Linked DNA regions of Homo sapiens: region 1 is linked to region 2. A link is an interaction called in ENCODE POLR2A ChIA-PET data of the cell type or tissue named here. Cell type or tissue: OCI-LY7. All regions are shown on one strand. Each heading gives the region's core, and the rest is flanking DNA. Links, peaks and the distances in the headings are about the cores only.

Region 1 (7,344 bases), core at 1,572-4,071, 160 kb after region 2:
ATCCCCAGAATTTTGGCATTAAAGTCAGTTCACTGTGGTCCCCGTGCGAAGAACACAGCTTCCTATCCTTTAATAGCTGTCAACTGTTCCCTTTCCCAGGGCTCACTAAAAAGGTGATTCATGATTCTTTCTTTTGTTCAAGCCCTACCTCCTATCAGTTATAGCATCAGCCACCCCCTGCTCTGCACGGTTTCTGTGACTCTCCATTCCTGGAGCCATACGCCTTCATATGGATGAAAGCAGGGTCTCTTAGCTGAAGCCCCGGGCTTGCAATCCCCTCTGACTTCAATTGACTTGATCCACTTCTGCCAGAATCATCTTTTCTTTTTTTAATCAGTTGGGTATTGAAGGTTTATTATTTGTTCACAGTTATGCTGGCCTCCACAGGGAATTCAAAAGTGAGAGGGTATTTTTTGTTAGTAGAGTATGTGTGTAGCAGGAACTTTCTGGGTGACTGCCCAGATCACAGCAATCACCCTTTCTCCCTCGGAACGCCTCCGAAACGCAGGGTGGGACACCCAGAAGTCATATCATTACTATATGATCTTGCCCCCAGGCAAACCTGATTGATGCAGGGGTGGGGAACAGACTAGTTTGGGCCAATCAGATTTTCTCTTGCAGAATTTGGAATCTTACAGTGACAGGCACAAAGCGGGAGTTGCTAGAGGGTTGAGTCATGGTGATGGTAGCGAAGCCCCTGCCTCTGAGAGCTCTGGAGCTGTCCTGAAACTTACTTTTCTGGAGGCTTGTTTAAACCTCATCCTTAGAGTCTAAGAGAGATATCCCAGCATCCTTTTTTTTTTTTTTTTTTTTTTTGGTAACTTACGTGAGCCAGAGGTGATTTTTGTTTCTTGCCTGAAGAATCCTAACTAATCCAAACAAAATTAGACGTTTTGTCTCAAAGGTCTTTTTTTTTTTTTTTTTTTTTTTTTTTTTTTTTTTTTTTGTGAGACAGAGTCTGGCTCTGTCGCCCAGGCTGGAGTGCAGTGGTGTGATCTTGGCTCACTGCAACCTCTGCCTCCCAAGTTCAAGCGATTCTCCTGCCTCAGCCTCCGGAGTAGCTGGGACTACAGGCGCCTATCACCATGCCTGGCTAATCTTTGTATTTTTAGTAGAGACGGGGTTTCACCATGTTGGCAAGGCTGGTCTCAAACTCCTGACATCAGGTGATCTGCCCACCTCAGCCTCCCAAAATGCTGGGATTACAGGCATGAGCCACTGTGCCCAGCCTGTCTCAAAGGTCTTAACAAAAGCCGAGCAGATGTGAATATCTTTATTTTACTGGTAGAGCTACTGATGTTCAGATAAGCTAAGTGATTTGTCCAAGGTGGGGAGGGTTTTGTGGAGGACCTCAGATATAGAATTCCGATGGAGTCCCATGGTGGCAGAGGAGAATTAAGAGGCAAATCTGGTTACATTAAAATTTTATTACAGTAGGTCTTGGTGCTCATGTCTGTTGTTGAGTCACTAAAAACCATCTCCTGGCCACTCTGCCATATTGCAGAATGCAGAACCCTAGCCTTGGCATAGCCAAGTAGCATTCTTCAGCTTACCATCTGAAGTCCTTACCCAGTGGTCCTTTCTCTCTTCTCTCAATCCTATCCATCATATCTTTCAAAGATTAGGTCAGATCCACCTGGATTAATTTCACCCTAATCCTGCTGTCACTTTATTCTATATCCCAGTTGCCACAGCCTGCCTCCCTTCCCTTTCCTTCCTTCCTCTTTTTCTTTCTTTTCATTTCTCCTCTTCTCTTTTCTTTCGTTCTTCTTTCCTTTGTCTTTCCTTTCTTTTTCTTTCTCTCTCCTTTCTTTTTCTTTCTCTCCTTCCTTTCTTCTTTTTCTTTCCTTTCTTTCTTTCTCTCCTTTTTTTCTTTCCTTTTTTTCTTTCTCTCCTTCCTTTTTTTCTTTTTTCTTTCTCTCCTTCCTTCCTTTCTCCTTCCTTCCTTCCCTGCCTCCCTCCTCTCTCCCTCCTTCCCTTCTCTTCCCCTTCCCTTCCCTCCCTCGCTCCCTCCCTCCCTTCCTCCCTTCCTTCCTTCCTTCCTTCTTTCCTTCCCTCACTCCTCTTTCTCCCTTTCCCTTCCCTCCCCTCCCTCCCTCCTCCTTCTCTTCCTCTCTCTGTCTCCCTCTCCCTCTCTCTCTATTTCTTTAAAGATGGGGGTCTCACTATGTTCCTGAGGCTGGAGTGCAGTAGCTATTCGTAAGTACAATCATAGCTCACTACAGCCTCCAACTTCTGGGCTCAAGTGTTCCTCCTGCCTCAGCCTCGACAGTGGCTGGGACTACAGGCAGGTGCTACCACACCCAGCCTCTTTTCTTTTTCATTAAAGTTCTCAACATTATATAATGTATATTTTTATATTATATTGTATATTGTATATTTTTTACAATATACAATAAACTGTACATATTTAAAGCATACAGTTTGATGATTTTTGATATATGTATATATCCATGAAACCATCACCATCCTCAAGAGAATGAACATTTCTATCACTTCCAAAAGTTTCTTTGTGCTACTTTGTGATTCCTCGCTCCTTCTCCTCCTCACTCAACCTCTGCCTCTAGGTTACCATTGCTCTGCTGTCACTATAGATTCATTGGCATTTTCTCGAATTTCATGTAAATAGAATCACGCATGATATCCTCTTTTTTATCTGGGTTCTTTCACTCAGCATAACTATTTTGAGATTGTTCCAAGTTGTAGCATATTTCAATAGTTCCTTTTCATTCTCACGTAGTATTCCATCATGTGGATATACAATACCACAATTTCTTTATCCGTTCACCTGCTAATGAACACTTGGGCTTCTTCTAGGGTTTGGCTTTTACATATAGAGCTGCTGTAAACATTTGTGCATGCATCATTGTGTGGACATATGTTTTGTTTTACCTAGGAGTGAAACTGCTGGGTCATATGGTAAGTGCATGTTTCACTTTTTAAGAAACTGCCAAATTGTTTTCCAAAGTGGTTGTGCCATTTCACATTCCTGGCAACACTGTATGAGAGTTTTAGTTGCTCCATATCCTTGCCAATATTTGGTATTGCCTTTCTTTTTTATTTTAGCCATTTTAGTAGGTGTATAGTTGAAGCTTACTGTTGTTTTAGTTTGCTTTTCCCTAATCACAATGATCAGCATCTTTTCATGTGCTTATTTTGAGAAATTTTTGGTGAACTCATGCCTGTCATCCCAGCACTTTGATAGGCTGAGGCAGGCAGATCACCTGAGGTCAGGAGTTCAAGACCAGCCTGGGCTGGTCTCTACTGTGAAACCCTGTCTCTAATAAAACCGCACAAAATTAGCTGGGTACAGTGGCAGGTGCCTGTAATCCCAGCTACTTGGGAGGCTGAGGCAGGAGAATCACTTGAACCCGGGATGCGGAGGTTGCAGTAACCTGAGATTGTGCCACTGCACTCCAGCCTGTGTGACAGAATAAGACTCCATCTCAGAAAAAAAAAAAAAAAAGAAAAAGAAATATTTGGTGAAGTGCCATAACATTTTTTCCCCCTTCTTTCCACTTTCTATTGTTGGCTTCCTTGGCTTTTTTAATTTGGATACTTGGAGCCATGCACTGGTTTGGGTCACAAGCACTGGTAAATGCCTTAACGTTTTCTTTCTCTATAATGACCCTGGCTTCTTCCTCCTTGTCGGTTCCTCAGCAGAAATGCTTCTCCTCTTGGGCACCTCTCCCTTTGGTTGCTGGGAGCTGTGCTTTTTCAGCCCCCATGTGTGGGCCTGTGGGGACTTTGTAGACTTACACAATGCTGCAGTGATCCATGCAATTTTCTCATGGATACTAGCTACCTTTAACTCTTCTAGGCTGAATCCCCTGCCAGCCTATACTTTGATTGACATCTGATGTGGGCATTTTATTACTGGGTGGACAGATGCAAATGCAGATTCAGTGTGTAATTCAGTACATTGTTGCTGTTGAGACCTGCATTTGTGGATTTTATGGACTGGCTGGTTGAACCATGTGGCAACCCATTGTTGCCAAGTTTGGTGAAACTAGAGCTCTAGAAACATGCCACTCTGGCTGGGTCCTATGATCCTGCGGTTGCCTACATCCCCTTTCCCAAGGAGTACAGCCAAGTAGAAAGCTGCATTTGTTTTCTGTTTGTTTTTGTTTTTGTTTTGAGATGGGGTGTCACTCTGTCACCCAGGCTGGAATAGAGTGGCTTGATCTCGGCTCACTGCAATCTCTGTCTCCTGGACTCAGCTGATCCTCCCACCTTAGCCTCCCGAGTAGCTGGGACTACAGGCATGCACCACCACATCCGGCTAATTTTTTTTTTTTTTTTAAGAGATTGAGTTTTACCACATTGCCCAAACTGGTCTCAAACTGTTTTTTTATTTGCTTGTTTGTTTGTTTCTTTTTTGAGACAGAGTCTCACTCTGTTGCCCAGGCTGGAGTGCAGTTGTGTCATCTCAGCTCACTGCAACCTCCACCTCCCAGGTTCAAGCAATTCTCCTGCCTCAGGAGAAGCTGTGATTACAGGCGCCTGCCACCATGCCCGGCTATTTTTTGTATTTTTAGTAGAGACGGGGTTTCACCATGTTGGCCAGGCTGATCTCAATCTCCTGACCGCAAGTGATTCGCCCACCTCGGCCTCCCAGAGTGCTGGAATTACACATGTGAGCCGCCGCTTTTTGTTGTTAAACCTGTATTATATCATCCTGTTCTTCTTAATGTATTATTTGGAATAGTTCTCAACCTATTTACTTTTTGAAATATGGCTACTTACAGATGGATCCTAAACCCTTCAAGGGCAAGGATTAAGGTTTCCAGGAAATGCGTAACCTTTATCAAAGCACCACAGTGTGTTTGGATATAGAAGATCCTTGGTAACTGTCCATTACTTAAAACTGTTAGCTGGTTAGCCTTGAATTATAAAAGCTATCAGTCTAATCAGCCTTATAGATCTGTGATATGAGAAAGAACTACTCATATTTCTGGAGTATGTAAGAAATTTCAACATCAGAATTTTAAAGCTTTAGAGAAACTGAAGGAGACATTTCACAGATGAGAAAACTAAAACACCAAGAAGTACTTGCTTGAGTGCATCAGCTCCTTTGCAATGCCCTTCTGGATCCTTTGCCATGGAACTGACCACTCAATCTCTACTCTCAGCCCCCCATATGCCTATTTAAACTTGTCACAGTTCCTGTGACATTTTATTATACCTTGCTTGGCTGCATAAATAGGGATTTTGTCTTCTTTGTCTTTGTAGCCCAAATTCCCAAGACAGTTCCTGGAACTGTCAGGCACTTAATGAGGGAATGAATGGATGAGTTGGTGGCAGAGTGTGGCTGGAGTAAGTACAAATAGAACAAAATACGATAACAATAATATAGTCATGTTTCTCAAGTGGCTCGTGTGTATTAGGTACCATGGACATGGCTTATATTTATTTTGAATTTAATGGTCACAATAGCTCTGTGAAGTAGATATAGCTATTCTTGTTTTATAGGGGAGGAAACTGAGGCATTGAGAAGTGAAGTAATTTCCTACAGTTTCACAGCTATAAAAAGGCAGGGCTGTCCCCTGAACCTAGGCATACGATTATGGGGACTGTCTGGGAACTACTGCTTGAGTCATGAGAATGTAGCGTTGGCCTTGCTGAGAAATTCAAATGCTGTTCCTGTCCTTTCTACTCTTCTTTTAATTGGTTTTCAAGGGTGATTACATGTGTGGGGTGGCCATGAGTATTTCTCCTCCATGTGGAGATACTGATACTAGAAGAGTTCAAGTGAATTGATAACATAGGTGAAGCCACTAAAAAATGCTTTGGCCAAGTCACTGAATTTGTGTGATCCCAATCATTTGTGATAAGGTCATAATACTTACATTTAAGGTATGCACAATGTCTGCTATGTGGCTGTGAATGAATGATTTTGCGGTTTCATCATAAGGTAAAGCTTGGCTGAGAGAAGACAGATCTCCTAGGAATTTCAGCTTTTCAAGTTCACCCTGAATTTGTGGGAAAATGATAAAAATACAATTATATGTCATAATCTTATTTGAATAACTGTGGAGAGTTTTTGAAAAGTTTCTTGGAATGCTTTAAATATCTGACATCTCTTTCAACCCAATATCAGTCTTTTATTACAAAGAATGAGTAAATTACGGAAGATTTCAGTGAAATTCCTTGTCCGCTGGCCCTGCCTTGCTTTGAGACCTCGGCTCTCCTCTCAGCTCCATGTTCCATCCTGGCTTTCCCCACTCTTAGTCTTTGCTTTTCTACCTGCCTGTCCTGTGTAGTGTTGCCTGATTAAGCTTCCTAGGCTGGGCATGGTGGCTCATGCCTGTAATCCCAGCACTTTAGGAGGCCGAGGTGGACAGATCACCTGAGGTCAGGAGTTCCAGACCAGCATGGCCAACATGGTGAAACCCTGTCTCTACTAAAAATACAAAAAAGTAGCCAGGCGTGGTGGCGCGTGCCTGTGCCTGTAGTCCCAGCTACTTGGGAGGCTGAGGCACGAGAATCACTTGAACCTGGGAAGCGGAGGTTGCAGTGAGCTGAGATGGTGCCGCTGCACTCCAGCCTGGGTGACAGAGTGAGATCCCATCTCAAAAAAAAAAAAGCTTCCTAAAGGTGACCTCTCTGATTCTGTTACTTCTAGTTCTTTCAATGTCATTAAAAATTCATTATTTTGCTTTTAAAATTTCCTATTAAAATCCAAGTTCTGATTGGAAGAATAAAATCTCTCAGTACTAACATTCTCTTTTTCTTTTTTATTTTATTATTACTATTATTATTATTATTTTTTTGACATGGAGTCTCGCTCTGTCACCCAGGCTGGAGTGCAGTGGCACGATCTCAGCTCACTGCAACCTCAACCTCCTGGGCTCAAGCAATCCTCCCGCCTCAGCCTCCCAACTAGCTGGGACCACAGGCACGCACCACCACGTCCAGCTAATTATTTGTATTATGTTGCCCAGGCTGGTCTCAAACTCCTGAGCTCAAGTGATCCACCTGCCTTGGCTTCCCAAAGTGCTGGGATGACGGGATGACAGGTGAGAACCACCATGCCTGGCCTCTCTTTTTCTTTTTCTTTTTTTTTTTTTTTTTTTGAGATGGAGTCTCGCTCTGTCACCCAGGCTGGACTGCAGTGGTACACCTGGGTTCAAGTGATTCTCCTGCCACAGCCTCCCAAGTAGCTGGGACTACAGGCATGCACCACCACACCAAGCTAATTTTTGTATTTTTAGTAGAGATGGGGTTTTATCATCTTGGCCAGGCTGGTCTCGAACTCCTGACCTCAGATGATCTGCCTGCCTTGGCCTCCCAAAATGCTGGGATTACAGGCGTGAGCCACTGCACCCGGCCTCTTTTCTAATT
Region 2 (7,344 bases), core at 1,119-3,618:
TTCTGACTTCTGGAGACATACTGAACATATCTGCTTGATAGTCCATGAAGTCTCTGAAAACAGCAATCATGTCCATACCACATCTTCACCACTGAACAAGGATAAGGATGGAGATGATCACAGAGTTGTCTATGTACGTAAGAGGAGGCTTGTGTTTTCAGACATCTTCCTATCCTGGGTGCCATCTACCAAATGCACTTTCACTTCCAATGCCTTTCTTTCAACTTGACATCCCCCAGGTCTGACCACTTGCAGGTGTTGCCTTACTGGTCCCTTCTCAAGATCTTGCTTGAACAGGAAAACATGCTGGACTTTCAAAGTGAACTCCACAAATACCATGTCAATAATAATGGATTAAACTACCTCAAACTGAATATACTGCTCTTGATGAGAGGAGACATGCCATAGTTAACATTTCATATTTTATTAGTATAGTAGTAACTTGGCCAAAAAAGAAAAAAAAAAAAAGAGGCAGGATTAACAGTTACTGACTGTTAATCTGAAATCCAACTTTTAGCCTATTCACCTTACCTTAGAAGGGCTGCCATTGAACTTGTACAGCAGAGCGCTTCTTGGTGTAAGGCCTGACCCATTCTTGTGCGGGGAAATATAAATGGAGTGCTGCTGGGAAATGCGGCGTGGTGAGCCTGGCTGTTGTTTAATATGTGGAAAAGGAGAGAGTGGTGGAGCATCCATCTAAAATAACCCAAAAGTCAGATTTTTTAGATAAAAGTTTTTCTTTGTTTTTGAATCCCATATTTTTATTCTTATGGTATCTTCTAGTTAGAAAACAGTTATACTGTAAAAAGCTCATTTATGGTTGAGAAAAAAAATGATCCTTTACTTCTTCTTTTTTTTTTTTAACAACAATAGATAAACTAGAATTTATTTTCCTGAATCTTTTTTTTTTTTTGAGATGGAGTATCTCTTGCTCTTGTTGCCCAGGCTGGAGTGCGATGGCGCAATCTAGGCTCACTGCAACCTCTGCCTCCCAGGTTCAAGCAATTCTCCTCCCTCAGCCTCCCAAGTAGCTGGGATTACAGGCATGTGCTGGGATTACAGGCATGTGCCACCACGCCCGGTTAATTTTGTATTTTTAATAGAGATGACCATGTTGGCCAGGCTGGTCTCGAACTCCTGACCTCAGGTGATCCACCCACCTTGGCCTCCCAAAGTGCTGGGATTACAGGTGTGAGCCACTATGCCCGGCCTATTTTCCTGGATCTTTCAGGAAGTCCTATAACTAGTATTAAGAATTCTGGCCAGGCACAGTGGCTCACACCTGTAATGCCAGCACTTTGGGAGGCTGAGATGGGCGGATCACCTGAGGTCAGGAGTTTGAGACCAGCCTGGCCAACATGGTGAAACTCCGTCTCCACTAAAAATGCAAAAATTAGCTGGGCGTGGTGGCATATGCCTGTAATCCGAGCTATTTGGGAGGCTGAGGCACTAGAATTGCTTGAACCCAGGAGGCAGAGGTGTTGCAGTGAGCCCAGATTGTGCCACTGCACTCCATCCTGGGTGACAGACCAAGACTCTGCCTCAAAAAAAAAAAAAAAAAAAAAAGAATTCTGGGGCCGGGTGCAGTGGCTCACTCCTATAATCCCAGCACTTTGGGAGGCCAAGGTGCTCGGATCACTTGAGGCCAGGAATTGGAGACCAGCCTGGCCAACATGGTGAAACCCCACTTCAGCCTCCTGAGTAGCTCCTAAAAATATAAAAATTAGCCAGGTGTGGTGGCGTGCGCCTATAGTCCCTGCCACTCGGGAGGCTGAGCATGACAGTTGTTTGAACCCGGGGACAGAGGCTGCAGTGAGCTGCGATTATGTCACTGCACTCCTCCTGGGGTGACAGAGTGAGACTCTGTCTCAAAAGAAAAAAAAAATTCTGGACAAGACACCAGGAGTTAAGCCACGAGCATGAGAACCTCATATTCATGCTTAAAAAGTAAGGACAGGCTGGGCGCGGTGGCTCATGCCTGTAATCCCAACACTTTGGGAGGCTGAGGCGGGTGGATCATGAGGTCAGGAGTTCAAGACCAGCCTGGCCAAGATGGTGAAACTCTGTCTCTACTAAAAATACGAAAATCAGCTGGGCGTGGTGACAGGCGCCTGTAATGCCAGCTACTCAGGAGGCTGAGTTACAGAATTGCCTGAACCCAGGAGGCAGAGGTTGCAGTGAGCTGAGATTGTGCCACTTGCACTCCAGCCTGGGCAACAGAGCGAGACTCCTTCTCAAAAAAAAAAAAAAAAAGTAGGGACAAAGAGTAACCAATCTTCTAACACTTGCTGTAACAAGCTCTCTCTACACACATACCTGCTCACAACCAAAGCAGTAGCAGAGAGAATAAAAGAGGCAGAGAATTCTATTAGCCAGCAGGATGATTCCAACGTGGAAAAAATCTGTTAATGAAATGGGAAAGACTTCATATGGAAATGGAAAAGATTTATAAATAAGTTGGATGAGCAAGGATTTCATTTTTAATATCCTGTATAATGGAAATAAATTAAGATGGTAGAGATATTCCGAGTATAGCACATGACAGAGGGGAAGTGAAACTGAAGCAGGATGAACAGTTATGACCTCTGAGGATAGTCATAGACCATATTCCATGAAAAGAGGAAGAACAGAAATCTACAGAGGCACATAGATACATAGAAACAGCTATTGGCTGTCCGGCTGCAGCTTCTGCTAGGGCCTTCTTTTCTTTTTTTTTTTTCTTTCTTTTTTTTTTTTTTTTTTTGAGGCAGGGTCTTGCTCTGTTGCCCAGACTGGAGTGTGGTGGTGCGATTGTGGCTCATTGCAGCCTTGACCTCCTGGGCCCAAGCGATCCACCTACCTTAGCTTGCTGAGTAGTTGGGACTAAAGGTGTGTACCAGCCACTACACGGCTAGTTTTTAGTTTTTTTTTTTAAGAGACAGGGTCTTCCTGTGTTTCTAGGCTGGTCTCAAATTTCTGGGCTCAAGCAATCCTCCAGGCTTAGCTTCCCAAAGTGCTGGGATTACAGGCATGAGCCACAGCACCTGACCTCCTTTTGTTTTTTTTTTGAGACAGAGTTTCCCTCTTGTCACCCAGGCTGGAGTGCAGTGGCGCGATCTCTGCTCACTGCAACCTCCGCTTTCTGGGTTCAAGTGATTCTCCTGCCTCAGCCTCCCGAGTAGCTGGGATTACAGGTGCCTGCCACCACGCCCAGCTAATTTTTGGTAGAGATGGGATTTCACCATGTTGGCCAGGCTGGTCTCAAACTCCTGACCTCTGGTGATCCGCCCGCCTAGGCCTCCCAAAGTGCTGAGATTACAGGCATGAGCCACCACACCTGGCCCCTTTTGTCTTTGACTTGAGAAAAACATTAATCTCACAATATAACAACAGAAAAATTTACCAAATTTGCTGGGTGCAGTGGCTCATGCCTGTAATCCCAGCACTCTGGGAGGCCGAGGTGGGCGGATCACAAGGTCAGGAGTTCAAGACCAGCCTGGCCAACATGGTGAAACCCTGTCTCTACTAAAGATACAAAAAATTAGCCAGGTGTGGTGACACACTCCTGTAATCCTAGCTACTAGGGAGGCTGAGGCAGGAGAATCACTTGAGCCCGGGAGGCAGAGGTTGCAGTTGAGCTGAGATCGCACCACTGCACGCCAGCCTGGGTGACAGGGTGAGACTGTCTCAAAAAAAAAAAAAAAAAGAAAACAAAAAAAACAAATTAGTTGTTTTAATATTCATGTTCCCATCAAGTTCTTACCCATATGTATACGGAATTTCTAGCAACATAATCATGGTATAGATAAAATTCATGCCAGGCGTGGTGGTTCACACCTGTGATCCCATCACTTTAGGAGGCTGAGGTGGGTAGATTGCTTGAGTCCAGGAGTTCAAGACCAGCCTGGCCAACATGGTGAAACCCCGTATCTACTAAAAATACAAAAAAATTAGCTAGGCGTGGGGGCATGTGGCTGTCGTACCAGCTATTTGGGAGGCTGGGGTGGGAGGATCGCTTGAGGCCTGGAAGCAAGGGTTGCAGTGAGCCCAGATCTCGCCACTGCACTCTAGCCTGGGCAACAGATCCCATGATTTCCTCTGGTCTCTGTTGTACCATAGCCTTAATCACTGATTAAGTTACTGGACATGCTCTGATTAATTGCTAGTAATTTTACTTGGACATATTTATCTAGCAAAATAAACTTATAGTAATCCAACTATGACAGCAAATAATAATAAAGTAGTAAAACATAGAACATACCATATGGTCCTGATTCGCCAAGTCGTATTTCAGTGCAAATGACTTCACTCTTCCTACATATATTGTATTGTAAAATTTTATAAGATCACCTCTTTCCTCTTTCACTGGTCCACTGGAACAGTCAGGTGTTTTTGTAGCATCTTCTAAGTCTGTTAAAAAGAATGCAATGTTGTGATACAAAGCATACTTTTTATTTTTTTGAGACAGGGTCTCACTTTGTCACCCAGGGTGGAGTGCAGTGGTGCAATCTTGGCTCACTGCAGCCCTGACCTCCTGGATTCAAGTGATCCTCCCATCTCAGCCTCCTGAGTAGCTGGGACCACAGGCACGTGCCACCATGCCTGGCTATTTTTTATTTTTAGTAGAGACGGGGTTTTGCCATGTTGCCCAGGATGGTTTCCAACTCCTGGGCTCAAGTGATCCACCAGCCTCAGCCTCTCAAAGTGCTGGGATTACAGGCATGAGCCACCATGCCCAGCCACAAAGCATACTTTAATATACAAGTTGGTGATTTAAATGACCTTTCTACAATATTAAAAAAAACCCACAAATCTTTATGTAGAGAAATTAATATTTTCAGAGAAGGTTCAGCAATCCATCTGTATTACTTATAAGTCAAATTGGAATCTAGAGAAATGCAAACATATGAACTGAAGGTGGTGCTCTTTTCTCTAGATTCCACTTCAGAATGTTTTCACAACCATAGCTGTTGAGCTCACTGTCACTAGTGGCTCTTAGAGGGGTAACAGCCCTGGGCTGGTGTTTAGCTAAGTTCTACAGTATGGGAGGCAGTGGCAAACCTCAGCTTCAGACAACTAAAAGGCCTGCAGATATTCTTCTTGTGTCTTTGAGAAAGGTGGAAAGATTCTAAAAGGTAAAGCATATCCTGAGAGGTTAAGGAAGAAGCAAAATGAATTACATTTATTTCTCTGCAAATACATGGCAGGTGACAGGTGTTCTAAGAGCCTTATTGTACCACATACAACAGGAACCCTGATCAGGAACCAGTGTTCAGGTTTTACTGAGCACCCTCAATTGTAAAATAACAGCTTACCCCAACATAGTTTCCTACTTAATGGTGCAACTCTGGGATAGCTTGTGAAACCAGGCAGAACTTTGTCCTACTATTTTTTGGGGAAGGAAGAGTATTACAGGGTATTACAAACTATCATTTACTTGTATACACAAGAACCATGTGCTAAGAAAACCACTACCAATTAAAAAGAATTTAGCACATATATGAAAAAAGCTCTCATTCTCAATACACTGGCCTACAAACATTGAGAACATGGGTAGAAGCAATGCCTTCACCTTAGGAAAACCAGAAAACACAAACATGGTTCAAAAACCAAACAGCCCCAGGGGATGTCAGTCTTAATTTGGATGTCTTTTTCACTTCTGCTATTTCTAAAGGATCTTGACGAGGGTGGGAGGGGAGGGGAGCTATGTGGTTAAATAAAGTTGAGGAAATGCTGTATATTATATTGGAAATTCAGAAATTCATGTTAGTATAAGGCTCTGAGAAGTACTGCAGTTGGGGAAAAAAAATAACTCTCATGTTCACTTTAATTCCATACTTCCCCAGTTTTTTGTGTATAGTCTCTCTTCCCCCAAAACACTTTTTTTTTTTTTGAGACGGAGTCTTGCTCTGTCACCCAGCCTGGAGTGCAGTGGTGCAATCTCGGCTCACTGCAGTCTCTGCCCGCTGGGATCCAGCGACTCTCCTGCCTCAGCCTCCTGGGTAGCTGGGATTACAGAAGCATGCCACCACGTCTGGCTAATTTTTGTATTTTCAGTAGAGATGGTGTTTCGCCAGCTGGAAAGGCTGGTCTCGAACTCCTGACCTCAGGTGATCTGCCCGCCTTGGCCTCCCAAAGTGCTGGGATTACAGGCGTGAGCCACTGCGCCTGGACCCCCCAAAACACTTATACTACCATTCTGGGAAACACTGTTTCAAAGGATACTGGCTTGTTAACAGCTCTTCTAGGTTATTCTCATTATATGGATCAATTAAAATTATTTTTTTGTTTTGTTTTTATGAAAGGTTCTTGATCCTCTTGCCTCAGTCTCCCGAGTAGCTGGGACTACAGGTGCACGCTGCCACACCGAGCTAATTTTTTTTTACTTTTTGTAGAGACAGGGTCTCCCTATGTTTTCTAGGCTGGTCTCTAACTCCTGGGCTCAAGTGATCCTCCCACCTTGGCCTCTCAAAGTGCTGGGATTACAGACATGAGCGAACACGCCTGGTCTAAAATTATTTAATGTCCTCCTTAGATTAGAAATTTCTTGAGACAGAGACTATAGTGTCTCTATATTTCTGTGTCATTCCAATTCCAGCTGTTAATACTAACATAAGGTAAGGAGCTATACTTTACTTGAATGAACCAAACATTTAAAATTGTGGGAGGCTGGGTGTGGTGAAACCCTGTCTCTATAAAAATTTTTTTAAAAATTAAAGAAATTTAAAAACTAGGTGTGGTGGCATGCACCTTTAGCCCTAGCTACTTGGGAGGCTGAGATGACAGGATCGCTTGAACCCAGGAAATCAAGGTTGCAGTGAGCTATGATTGCCCCATTACATTCCAGCCTGGGCAACAGAGCAAGATCTCATCTCTAAAATTAAAAAAAAACTGAAGAAAAAAAAGACATTTAAAAAAACATACTTGGCCGGGTATGGTGGCTCATGCCTGTAATTCCAGCACTTTGGGAGGCTGAGGTGGGAGGATCACTTGAGCCCAAGAGTTCAAGACCAGTCTGGGCAACACAGTGAGACCCCATCTCGGTCTCCCAAAGTGCTGGGATTACAGGTGTGAGCCACCATGTCCGGCCAGAAATGGGTTTTTACTGATGAAAATAGTGAATGTTTATTAAGTGTGACTAATGCTAAAAAAGCCATACTCATTAATACAATAAATTTGATATTGCTTATAAATAATAGCTATTACTAAGGCCTTACTATGAACAAGCCCTGTATTAAATATTATATATATGCATATATGTATACATAGTTGTGTATTGCATAATGATGGGTTATCTTCTCAGAAATGCATTGTTGAAATGATTTTGTCATGAGAATACTATAGAATATACTTACACAAACCTAG

The links. ChIA-PET counts read pairs that join two places held together with the same protein. Peaks named below come from ENCODE experiments on the same cell type or tissue, not always from the same donor. Only the 100,000 strongest peaks of a DNase experiment are listed, where the experiment ranks them.
Region 1: POLR2A ChIA-PET joins it to region 2 with 5 read pairs; 13 of 35 experiments call an interaction of 5 or more read pairs at or near these places.

What each region holds. Positions count from the first base shown.
Region 1 is chr20:37,162,272-37,169,615 of GRCh38, forward strand. MROH8 (maestro heat like repeat family member 8) reads right to left here. Exons shown (of 25, transcript NM_152503.8): 5 at 5,850-5,972. It also overlaps the pseudogene LOC100419562. Among named protein-coding and RNA genes, the nearest start is that of RPN2, 13 kb to the right of the region's middle. In OCI-LY7, for the core only: no CTCF peak of the experiment used is centred there; no DNase peak of the experiment used is centred there.
Region 2 is chr20:37,003,171-37,010,514 of GRCh38, forward strand. It overlaps RBL1 (RB transcriptional corepressor like 1), which reads right to left. Exons shown (of 22, transcript NM_002895.5): 20 at 4,241-4,389; 21 at 532-696. Among named protein-coding and RNA genes, the nearest start is that of SAMHD1, 55 kb to the left of the region's middle. In OCI-LY7, for the core only: no CTCF peak of the experiment used is centred there; a DNase peak (open chromatin) is centred at 2,601; H3K4me3 peaks cover 393 bases; H3K27ac peaks cover 1,843 bases.